Regions from separate parts of the Homo sapiens genome. Here regions 1 and 2 are each linked to region 3. A link is a contact called in ENCODE Hi-C data. All regions are on one chromosome and are shown on one strand. Each heading gives the region's core, a stretch centred on a gene start or an enhancer-like site at or near the end of the contact. The rest is flanking DNA. Distances are from core to core; before and after follow the strand shown.

Region 1 (3,642 bases), core at 981-3,480, 420 kb after region 3:
AAGGGGATGCCCAGTTATTCTCTCTCCCCCTACTCTCGAAACTCACTCATTAATTCATGTATTTATCAAAATGGCATGTCAATACCCTGAGCAGCCACTCAGGACAGGACTCCTGCATTGCTACAATACCGATCCCCCAGCCTCTCCTCTGCCCCTCAACCTGCCTTAGCTGCTGTCATTTTATCTACACTGGACAGGACCTGTCCATTTCCTGTCTTCCTTCCAATTATGTTTGTCCATGTCTGGACCTGGCTGGTTGTTCCCTGCAGCCCCTTGCTGGTTACCTTACTCTGACAGTGATGCAGCCAGAGGCACTAAAGGGTTAGCCCAAGGGCCCCAGCCCTGCATTTGGCCCATGAAGGGGCTTACGATCCTCGTTTTCTGGGTTTGGGTGATGTTAGAGGAAAGTGCCCCAGCCCAGCACCATTCCTTTTTGCTTCTGGTTTGGAGCTCTAGACCACAGCCTTAGTTCTGGTCAGTTGTTAAGTAATTATTTAACAGTGTGACGTTCAGACCTGCATGACATCTATACAGTGTCCAGTAAAGAAAGAGAAAGCCATGGTCCCTACCTTCAAAAAAGAAAAAATGCCACGTAGGTGCTTGGTGATACAAAGTTGAGTAAGACACACATAATCTGGTGGAGGAAACAGACCTGAAAATCAATAATCACAGAACAGTGGAACATTATAGTTGCCTCAGTCTTTACAGGGGAACACAGAGGAGCACCAGCTAAAGAATGTGTACTTTGGACAAAGTTATATGCCAGGTACTCCTATATATATGATCTAATACAAAAATAAACATCAGTCCTATACTGTTAGATGAAGAAATAGGTTCCAAGATTTAAGAGGCAGAACTGAGAATGCAAGTCCTGCGCTATCATCCTCCACACGCCTCTCCTTTGTCCCTCTCCACCTTCCTTCCCCCTTTATTTTCCTTTCCTAGAAGGGAAGGAGGGTGTCAGCATCTCAATCAAAAGTCAAAACTCACATGTCAACAGGTAAGTGACAGATGATGTAAATGAGGGAAGAACAGAGATAGTGAGATAACTCAGATGAGATGGAATGGTGGGGACTCTGGTGAATTAGAGATTCACGCTCTTTCTAAAAGAAAGGTGAAGGTTCATGCCTGTAATTCCAGCACTTTGGGATGTAAAGGCAGAAGATCGCTTGAGGCAAGGAATTTGAGACCAGGCCAGCCAATATAGTGAAGTGTTGTCTCTACAATAAATTTAAAAATTAGCCAGGTGTGGTGATGCACACCTGTAGTCCCAGGTACTCAGGAGGCTGAGATGTAAGGATCACTTAAACCCAGCAGGTCTAGGCTGCAGTGAGCTGTGTTTGTCTCACTGCACTCCAGCCTAGGTGACAGCGCAAGAGACCCTGTCTCAAAAAAAAAAAAAAAAAAAAAAAAAAAAAAGCCACGCATGGTGGCTCATGCCTGTAATCCCGGCACTTTGGGAGGCCGAGGCAGGCGGATCACCTGAGGTCACAAGTTCAAGACCAGCCTGGCCAACATGGTGAAAGCCCATCTCTACTAAAAATATAAAATTAGCCAGGCATGGTGGCATGCACCTGTAATCCCAGCTACTCAGGAGGCTGAGGCAGGAGAATGGCTTGAACCTGGGAGATGGAGGTTGCAATGAACTGAGACCACACCACTGCACTCCAGCCTGGGTGACACAGTGAGACTCCGTCTCATAAAAAAAAAAAATAAAGGAGGGGAGCGGGGAAGGGGAGGGGAGGGGAATGGAGGGGAGGAGGGGGAGAGGAGAGGAGAGGAGGACTCATTCACCTCTAGCCCTCTGATGCCACACAGAAATGTGGGCCCAAGGCTCTGTGAAATCTTCCAGTTTTTTGAGACTGGCCTGAAATCCTGTTTATGTGATTCTGTTTCTTGAAAAAAGCAGCTCCCTAAATCAAAATGTTTATCAATCACCAAGCCTGACTGTGGCCACGGGATATCAGCTTGCAATATCTGCTGTAGACCAAAGGTGGCCAGGCTTGTCGGCATTGCTCCCGACACTATGGTGTTTCACTTAGAAAGTTTAACAACCACACAGTCATCGCAAAACAAACCACAGGACTGGTGCCACTACTGTTATCAAGACTTTATTCTAATTCTGAGGTATTAAGGAGAGAGGCACACAATGACAGAGTCGCGGTGCTGAAAACACCTGACTCACTTCCTTGACATCCCTACCAAGTAGCTTTTTGGCTCTGCTTAAGCATCATGATGAGCCAACAGGGAAGTCTCTCTCTCCTCAGATGGCCTGCTCACTTTCACTCTGCTCTTAGACATTAGAGAAGGTCTTTTTTTATATTAAGTTGACCTCTGTATCCCTGTATCTGCCACCCATTGGTCTCTGGACCACTTTACCTAGAACACAATATCCCAGGAGCAAGAAACCAACGTTATCATCACATTACAAACAGTGTTTCTGTTCATACAAAGATCATATCAGCTTTTTACTTGGACTAGCACACTTGCCTCCCTGGCCCTCGGGGACCATAGCATGATCTAGCAGTGCCAGTGAGTTAACAAAGGCTTACCAAGTTCCATGGTAGGGCACAGGGAGAGCTGTTATTTCCATCAGTCACATGTTTTACTTTAATTCTAGCTCAAGAATATATTTATGCCCCAGTCTCCATGTTCCTAATCTACAGTGCACAACTGCTTCCTATAAATAATTATTTTAACTTTGGTTTAAAAAGTACTGGCATCCAGCCAGGCACAGTGGCTCAGGCCTGTAATCCCAGCACTTTGGGAGGCCGAGGTGGGTGGATCACCAGGTCAGGAGATCAAGACCATCCTGGCCAACACAGTGAAACCCCGTCTCTACTAAAAATACAAAAAATTAGCCAGGCGTGGTGGCAGGCGCCTGTAGTCCCAGCTACTCAAGAGGCTGAGGCAGAAGAATGGCGTGAACCCGGGAGGCGGAGGTTGCAGTGATCAGAGATCGTACCACTGCACTCCAGCCTGGGGGACAGAGCAAGACTCCATCTCAAAAAAAAAAAAAAAGAACTGGCATCCATTTCAGAAACTGGATAAAGTTGGTTTCACAGAATGTTAAAAAGTATCCATGGCTAGTTTGTTTGACTTTATAGGAATAAAAATGACTTAACAGTTTAGCTTTATAACAGAAACTAAGAAATATGGCTCCACACTTAATATGCATCATGAAAGGTAGCCAACTTAGGTCCAGTAAATTACATCATAGAGCATTATAACTATAGAATGCTGCTTGTTTTTCTGGCAAAGTCATGAATCCCTTCCAAATGAGAAACATTTTGGCAGACTCATCTTTTTTTTTTTTCCCAGATGGAGTCTTGTTCTGTCGCCCAGGCTGGCTTGCAGTGGCACGATCTTGGCTCACTGCAACCTCTACCTCCCAGGTTCAAGTGATTCTTGTGCCTCAACCTCCCGAGTAGCTAGGATTACAGGTGTGCACCACCATACCCGGCTAATTTTTGCATTTTTAGTAGAGATGGGGTTTCACCATGTTGGTCAGGCTGGTCTCAAACTCCTGACCTCAGGTGATCCACCTGACTCAGCCTCCCAAAGTGCTGGGATTACAGGCATGAGCCACCCCGCCTGGCCAGGAGACTCATCTTAAAATTATTTTTCAGACAAAGTATCAAT
Region 2 (3,494 bases), core at 328-2,827, 350 kb before region 3:
CTGCCTCCTGGGTTCAAGCAATTCTCCTGTCTCTGCCTCCTGAGTAGCTGGAATTACAGGCCTGCGCCACCACGCCCGGCTAATTTTTGTATTTTTAGTAGAGACAGGGTTTCACGATGTTGGCCAGGCTGGTCTCGAACTCTTGATCTCAGGTGATCCACCTGCCTCAGCCTTCCAAACTGCTGGGATTACAGCTGTGAGCCACCATGCCTGGCCTAATTTTCGTATATTTAGTAGAGACAGGGTTTCGCCATGTTGGCCAGGCTGGTCTCAAACTCCTGACCTTGGGCGATCCACCTGTCTCTGCCTTCCAAAGTGTTAGGATTATAGGTGTGAGACACCACGCCCAGCCCTTTTATGATTTATAAAGAATTTTCATATATGTTATTTCACTTGTTTTATGATTTGTAAATAATTTTCATATCTGTTATTTCACTTGTCACGTTTACCCTATTAAATGTGTACTACGTATTACCCTCCTTTTCAAGGTAGGAAAATAAGGCTTGGAGAAGTCTAACAAACTGACCAAAGTTAAACAAGTAGTAAGGGGCCGAGTAAGGAAAATAATTCAGGTTTCTGTAACTCCAGAGGCTATGTTCTAAACCATCATGCTGTATTTCTTCATACCTCGTGCATGTATTATTCATTTTTAATACCCCAGTTTTTGTTTTCAGTATGTTATATATGCCAACAAACAAAAAAGGGGCATCTTTTCAGGACACTAGGCTGAGCTCTTTAAAAATGTTATGTCATCTCCTTTGATTATCAGGAAGCAAAAACATGACTCTAAAGATTCTAGGGAATGGGACAGGAGGAACCCATGAGGGCAGATGAAGTCAGCCTTACTAAGGAGAGGAAGCATGAACTGGATCTTAAAAGATGGGCAGAAATAAACTATGTAGCCACCAAAATAAAAGGAAATGAGCACCAATAATTTAGGGTATAATAAGAATTTTGGCCTGGCTGCTTTCGAATGTTGATGCTGAAGAGTTCCATACATTGAGATAAAGTCAGCTTGGTAAAGTGAGGCCCAGAAGGAAGGTCTTGGAATGCCATGATAATTAATGCTGTCTTGATCACTTAAGCAATGGAGACTTCAATGGGGTAACTTCCTCACTTAGTACTTTTCCAATAACATCCCTGACATTTTGTTTATGGAGTCAATAATTGCCTTGTTATTCATGACTCAAAAGTTCATTTTTTTCTGCTGAAGTCAACAAAATTGAAATATTCCCAAGGTTAATCAAAATAGCTAGCACATCATTTGAACCATTTTCTTTTTTTTTTTTTTTTTTTTCAGACAGAGTTTCCCTCTTATTGTCCAGGCTGGAGTGCAATGGCTCGATCTCAGCTCACTGCAACCTTCACCTCCCGGGTTCAAGCAATTCTCCTGCCTCAGCCTCCTGAGTAGCTGGGATTACAGGCATGCGCCACCACGCCCAGCTAATTTTGTATTTTTAGTAGAGACAGGGTTTCTCCATGTTGGCCAGGCTGGTCTCGAACTCCCAACCTCATGTGATCCACCCGCCTCGGCCTCCAAAAGTGCTGGGATTACAGGTGTGAGCCACCGCACCCGGACTTATTTGGACGATTTTCACAGAAGCTGTTGCCACAGTCACAACTGCAGAAGAATGTTCTTACATCCTCTTTTGTACCACAAAGTAACCACTGAGATTTCTATTTGACTTTGGCTCTGTAGCAAGAATATCCCTTCAAAAAGTTTCCTGCTACCTAAGCAAGAACACTTCAAGCTTAAAAAGAGTATTACTGAATAGGTTTTAAATTTGAACTAACTTAGTTCAATCCAGTGAAAATATTGGAGAATTTCAGTTGCTGCAGGAAATCTTGGCCTATAAAGATAAAACAAATGACCTTGGGGATTCAGAAGTATGTATTGTTTAGACCTATCCCTGAAACCATAAAATCCAGTTTCCCAAAAGGCCTTTGCCCTTTAGAGAATTGACACAGAAGCCCTAACTAAAGGGCGGTGGTTCTGGGAGATTTGCCAGAACTCAGCACTAAGCTCTGGGTTTCAGGTTCCAGAATCAAAACAGATTGGGGACACAGGTGATTGCTTAAACTTACCTTCACTTAACACTGTTATTCACAGCATTAAGTAAAATAATAATAATGAAATCATATAAATGTCTCAGAATCTCATGTTCATTATAAACCATCTTTCAGAAAAATACAAAAAGGTTTGTCCCCAAATTTAAACTCTATTTAAAAAGTAAGAAGCAGGCCAGGCGTGGTGGCTCACATCTTTAATCCCAGCACTTTGGGAGGCTGAGGTGGGTGGATTACCTGAGGTCAGGAGTTCAAGACCAGCCTGGCCAACATACTGAAACCCCGTTCTCTACAAAAATTCAAAAAGTATCTGGGCATGATGGCAGGTGCCTGTAATCCTAGCTACTCGGGAAGCTAAAGCAGGAGAATCGCTTGAACCCAGGAGGCGGAGGTTGCAGTGAGCCAAGATAGCGCCATTGCACTCCAGCCTGGGTGACAGAGTGAGACTCTGTCTAAAAAATTAAAAAAAAAAAAGGAGAGAAGCGTTAAAATTAAAATATCTTTCTGTTATTATTCATTTAACACATCTTGTAAGCTTACTCCATGTATGGATTCTAAGAATTACAGAAGAATTGGTGAACAAGACACAGTTTCTGCTTGCTTAGATCTTACATTCTACTAGGAAAGATAATACATATGAACACATACACCTCTGCAAACGAGAACATTATCAGTCATGCTAAGTACTTTGCAGAGAGTGACGAGGTGGCTTCTTCAGACTGTTGGCCAGGGAAATTCTTTCTGAGGAAGAGATATTTAAACAAATCTGAATGACAACAAGTGAAGCCCATGGAAATCTGTGGAAAACATATTCCAGGAAGTGGAAAGAATTAATGCACAGGTATATTTCTTCAAGAAATAATAAGGGAATCCCTACCTCTCAGCCTCACTTGGACAACTTTTAAATTAGGATCCTACTGCAGAACAGAAAATAATGGGAAAGCAGTGTAAAATAATGGGATTGGACAAATAAATTGCTGTTATTCTGAAATACAACAGCTATTCTCCAAATGAATAGCACACTTTCCTTCTTACTATTGTAAAGGTATCATGTATTTTTCTCTTATCATTGTAAGTAGGGATACCACAATAAAAGCATACTATTCATCAGTTTTGAAGTTCAATTGTGCATTTAGTATTTTCTATTATTAATGAGTATACTTTGAATAAAATACAAGATGATGACTGTTCAAGCATCAGTGACCTTACTAAGACAGGGAAGAAATTGGAACTCCACTCACTTCTGAACCAGCAGAGGAACAGCAGGGACTGCTTCACGTCTAGTGAAACATGTCATGATTCCTAGATACCCAAGTTTCCTGTGAATAGAGCTTAAGCTCCACTGATATCACAGGCAGAGAGCTATGTAAGAGACAACGTATCTCATCATGAGTAAATAAAGATTGCCTTCCTTTGACTTATTTCTT
Region 3 (3,186 bases), core at 561-3,060:
TAAAAATTAGCTGGGCATGGTGGTGCGCGCTTGTGGTCCCAGCTACTGGGGAGGTTGAGGTGAGAGGATCTCTTGAGCCCAGGAGGTTGAGGAAGCAGTGAGCTATAATCACACCACTGCACTCCAGCCTGGTCAACAGAGGGAGACCTTGCAACTCTGAGAAAAGAAAAAAAAAGGCAGGGGTGGTCCTCATCAGACATACTTCTGCTAAAATGGTTTATCAGCGAGATTAAGCATTGTTTAGTAAAATATAACAAGAATTTAGAAGGCAAAAGTAATGAAAGATTGACAGATTATTATTAAAATTATAAAAAGGCTGGGTGCAGTGGCTCACGTAATCTCAACACTTTGCGAGGCTGAGGCAGGCAGATCACTTAAGCCCAGGAGTTTGAGACCAGGTAGGCAGCCATGGCAAAATCCTGTCTCTTCAAAAAAATACAAAAAACATTAACTGGGTGTGGTGGCATACATCTGTAGTCCCAGCTACTTAGAAGGCCGAGGTGCGAGGATGGCTTAAACCTGGGAGTTTGAGGCCACAGTGAGCCGTGATCACACCATTGCGCTGCACTCCAAAATGAGTGACAGAGCGAGACACCATCTCAAAATAAATAAAATTATAAACAGAAGAAATACAGTTGAAACCTTTACATGTGTAAGCTTATCTATCTTCTTGGAAAAAAGTATGTGAAATAGGCAAAGTATATCCCTAAAATCCACAACACATCATGCAACCACTTGGCCTTTCAGGGGGAAAATCTGGATGCTTTTTCACAGTGATACTAAGAATGGCTTAAAGGCCACCTTTGAGCCTACTAAAGGCCACCTCCCGGGGTCTAGTGAAGGATGGCTGTACAGGCCCCAACAGTGCAGAGCCACAGCTCAACTACAAACTAGAGGAAGAAACTAATGTAATTGTAAATTGAGACCCTGAGACATCATCAATTTATAAGAGAAAGCAGCAACAATACTACACAAAGGGGGCAGTTAATGGGTTAAATGAGAAAACAAATTACGTTGAGTCTTTTTAAAAAGGTCATCACCATTACACATTAAAATATGAAAAATGTTTGACAGTCTATTTAGAAATAAAACATGTCTTACCTAAATATTAATTTGAATGAAAACTAGGCACTTAATTTCTAGACAGCAAACTTTCAGGGTATGGTAGGTTTCGCAAGTGTCATGTTTACAGAGAATATCTCCCACGAATGTGCCAAAATGCGTGCAATAAGAGATCAACTGTGCATCTATTTTTAAAATAAGTTCATCAAAGTCATGATTACACATCTTTTGCCAGAGGCAATTAGATCAACATTTCAGAACATTGTTTATTAAAACAAGTCTCTAAATTTCAGCCACTATCACAAAGCATGAAAACATGGTGAAGGACACAGAGAACATTTACATTTTTAAACATTTGTTTAAAAAAACAAAAAGGCAATGACAAATACATAGAGATCATACGTGGCTGCAAGGCTAAAAATACTATTAATAATTATTTGGCCCTTTACAGGAAAAAAATGTACGGACCACTGGTATAGGTTAAACAAATCATGGTAAAAGAAGTTTGCCTAAAAGAAGCACCCTTTCATTAAACACTTCATCTGCTAACATCTTGGATAATAGCAACAAAAACTGAAACTTTTTGTTTGTTTATGACTGACTTAGCCTACTCATATTTGGAAACAGTCCTTATTTGGGTGTCAGTTGCCTAACAGGGAATTGAAACCAAAATTGTAACCAGATGGTCTCTCATTCAAGAAGTTTTACATTAACTCTAGAGGTTCTTTGATTGCAAATTACAATATCAAGAAGAACCAGTAGGGCTGATTTATAATTATAAACAGTTACCTTAGAAACAGCCATAACAAATTACAGTATGTTAGTTAGCATGGGGAAGGAGAGGTATCCGATTTAAATACTATCTCCTCTTGAGGACTGGTCATCTTTTTAACCACTTTTTAGTATTAACCCATTTTGTACTCTGACCTTGGGTTGCTGACCTATGCTTGCTGGGTTGTATCTCCTATAGGAATCCCTAGACATACGCCAACCTCAAATATTCTCAATTAGCCTCACTGTTGACTGATATAGCTCCCTCGTTCCAACTGCAGAGGTTGCCACTATGGCTTAACTTTCCTTTATCTGTCTTTTTTGGCATTTAAACAGTCATGCGCTAAGTCACACTTTTGTGTGGTAGATATGCCCTACGATTGGTTAGGGTGACTTTTGGCTACTATTTGCTAGACTCTGTTATAGGCTGTTATATTACATTTTACCAAATCATTCTTGAATTATTGTTTCGCATTTTAAGTTTGGACCCTCTCTTTGGCTATCCATTGCAAAATCCACTCAGTTCTCTGATTCTTCGAGCCTGACCTCTTACCACAGTGTCCATGAGCTCAGATCACAGCTTTATACGGTCTTGCTTATACTGTCTCATCCATCCATGCACTGGGTCTCTAGCCCAGGAGATCTCAATGGGGTCCACCCTTTGGGACAAGCATCTCTTGGATTTAAGAGGGAAGACACAGTTTTCTAGGGTAGACGATCTTTATGGGAGCATATTGTCCATAAGGATAAACATACTTTAAAAAACCAAAAACCACTTTATTTGCATTTAGTTTTCACTGTCTCCTTAGTGTACTACAACCTGTGAGAATTACTTAGATTTGTCTTGCATGACTTTTGGCACCATAGCACTTTTGAAGAACATGGTCAGGTATTTTGTGGAATGTCCCTCAAATTGGGTTTCTGTTATTTTCTCATTATGAGACTGTGGTTATGGGTTTGGGGTAAGAATATCACAGAGGCAATGCACCCATCTCACTTTATTATATTAATATCACTGCATGATAGCAATATGATTATCATGTGATGTTAACCCTGGTCGGCTGATGAGGTGGCATCTACCAGGTTTCTCTACTGTAAAACATTATTATAAAACATTTTTCAACAGTCTTCTATCATAACTCCCAAAACTCCCCCATTTGTCCCATAGATTGCAGATTACATCTCCCATATGCTAGCTAAAACACCTAGATTAAGAGATCAATTGCCTTTTTTAAAAAAAAGACATTAAGGTTATAAAACTCATAGTTTACAACTCTCTTGCTATGGGGAACAAATCCATAGCCAGGAAATTTATTTGAGTGTTATTTCAAACAGCTCCCCAAACTTCTAAAC

The links. Hi-C counts contacts between places; a loop is a spot of excess contacts on that map. Pooled maps may share reads with other maps.
Region 1: a pooled map shows a loop between it and region 3 (4-fold over the local background). The contact joins two enhancer-like sites. A Hi-C loop is called at or near these places in 1 of 168 maps with a recorded cell type or tissue (posterior vena cava), 2 of 37 single-sample maps with no recorded cell type and 3 of 50 pooled maps.
Region 2: a loop to region 3 is called in a pooled map, with 5 times the contacts of the local background. The contact joins two enhancer-like sites. A Hi-C loop is called at or near these places in 2 of 37 single-sample maps with no recorded cell type and 2 of 50 pooled maps.

What each region holds. Positions count from the first base shown.
Region 1 is chr12:32,133,164-32,136,805 of GRCh38, reverse strand. All of the region lies in intron 1 of BICD1 (BICD cargo adaptor 1), which reads right to left. Among named protein-coding and RNA genes, the nearest start is that of BICD1-AS1, 28 kb to the right of the region's middle. RefSeq lists enhancers at 2,287-2,346, 2,357-2,516. Within about 2 kb of position 2,230, at least 4 of the 41 ENCODE cell types and tissues checked have a DNase peak (open chromatin) inside an H3K27ac peak, as active enhancers do.
Region 2 is chr12:32,905,079-32,908,572 of GRCh38, reverse strand. No RefSeq gene overlaps it. Among named protein-coding and RNA genes, the nearest start is that of PKP2, 10 kb to the right of the region's middle. Within about 2 kb of position 1,577, at least 2 of the 41 ENCODE cell types and tissues checked have a DNase peak (open chromatin) inside an H3K27ac peak, as active enhancers do.
Region 3 is chr12:32,557,680-32,560,865 of GRCh38, reverse strand. The region is part of intron 1 of FGD4 (FYVE, RhoGEF and PH domain containing 4); the gene reads right to left. Among named protein-coding and RNA genes, the nearest start is that of DNM1L, 120 kb to the left of the region's middle. Within about 2 kb of position 1,810, at least 3 of the 41 ENCODE cell types and tissues checked have a DNase peak (open chromatin) inside an H3K27ac peak, as active enhancers do.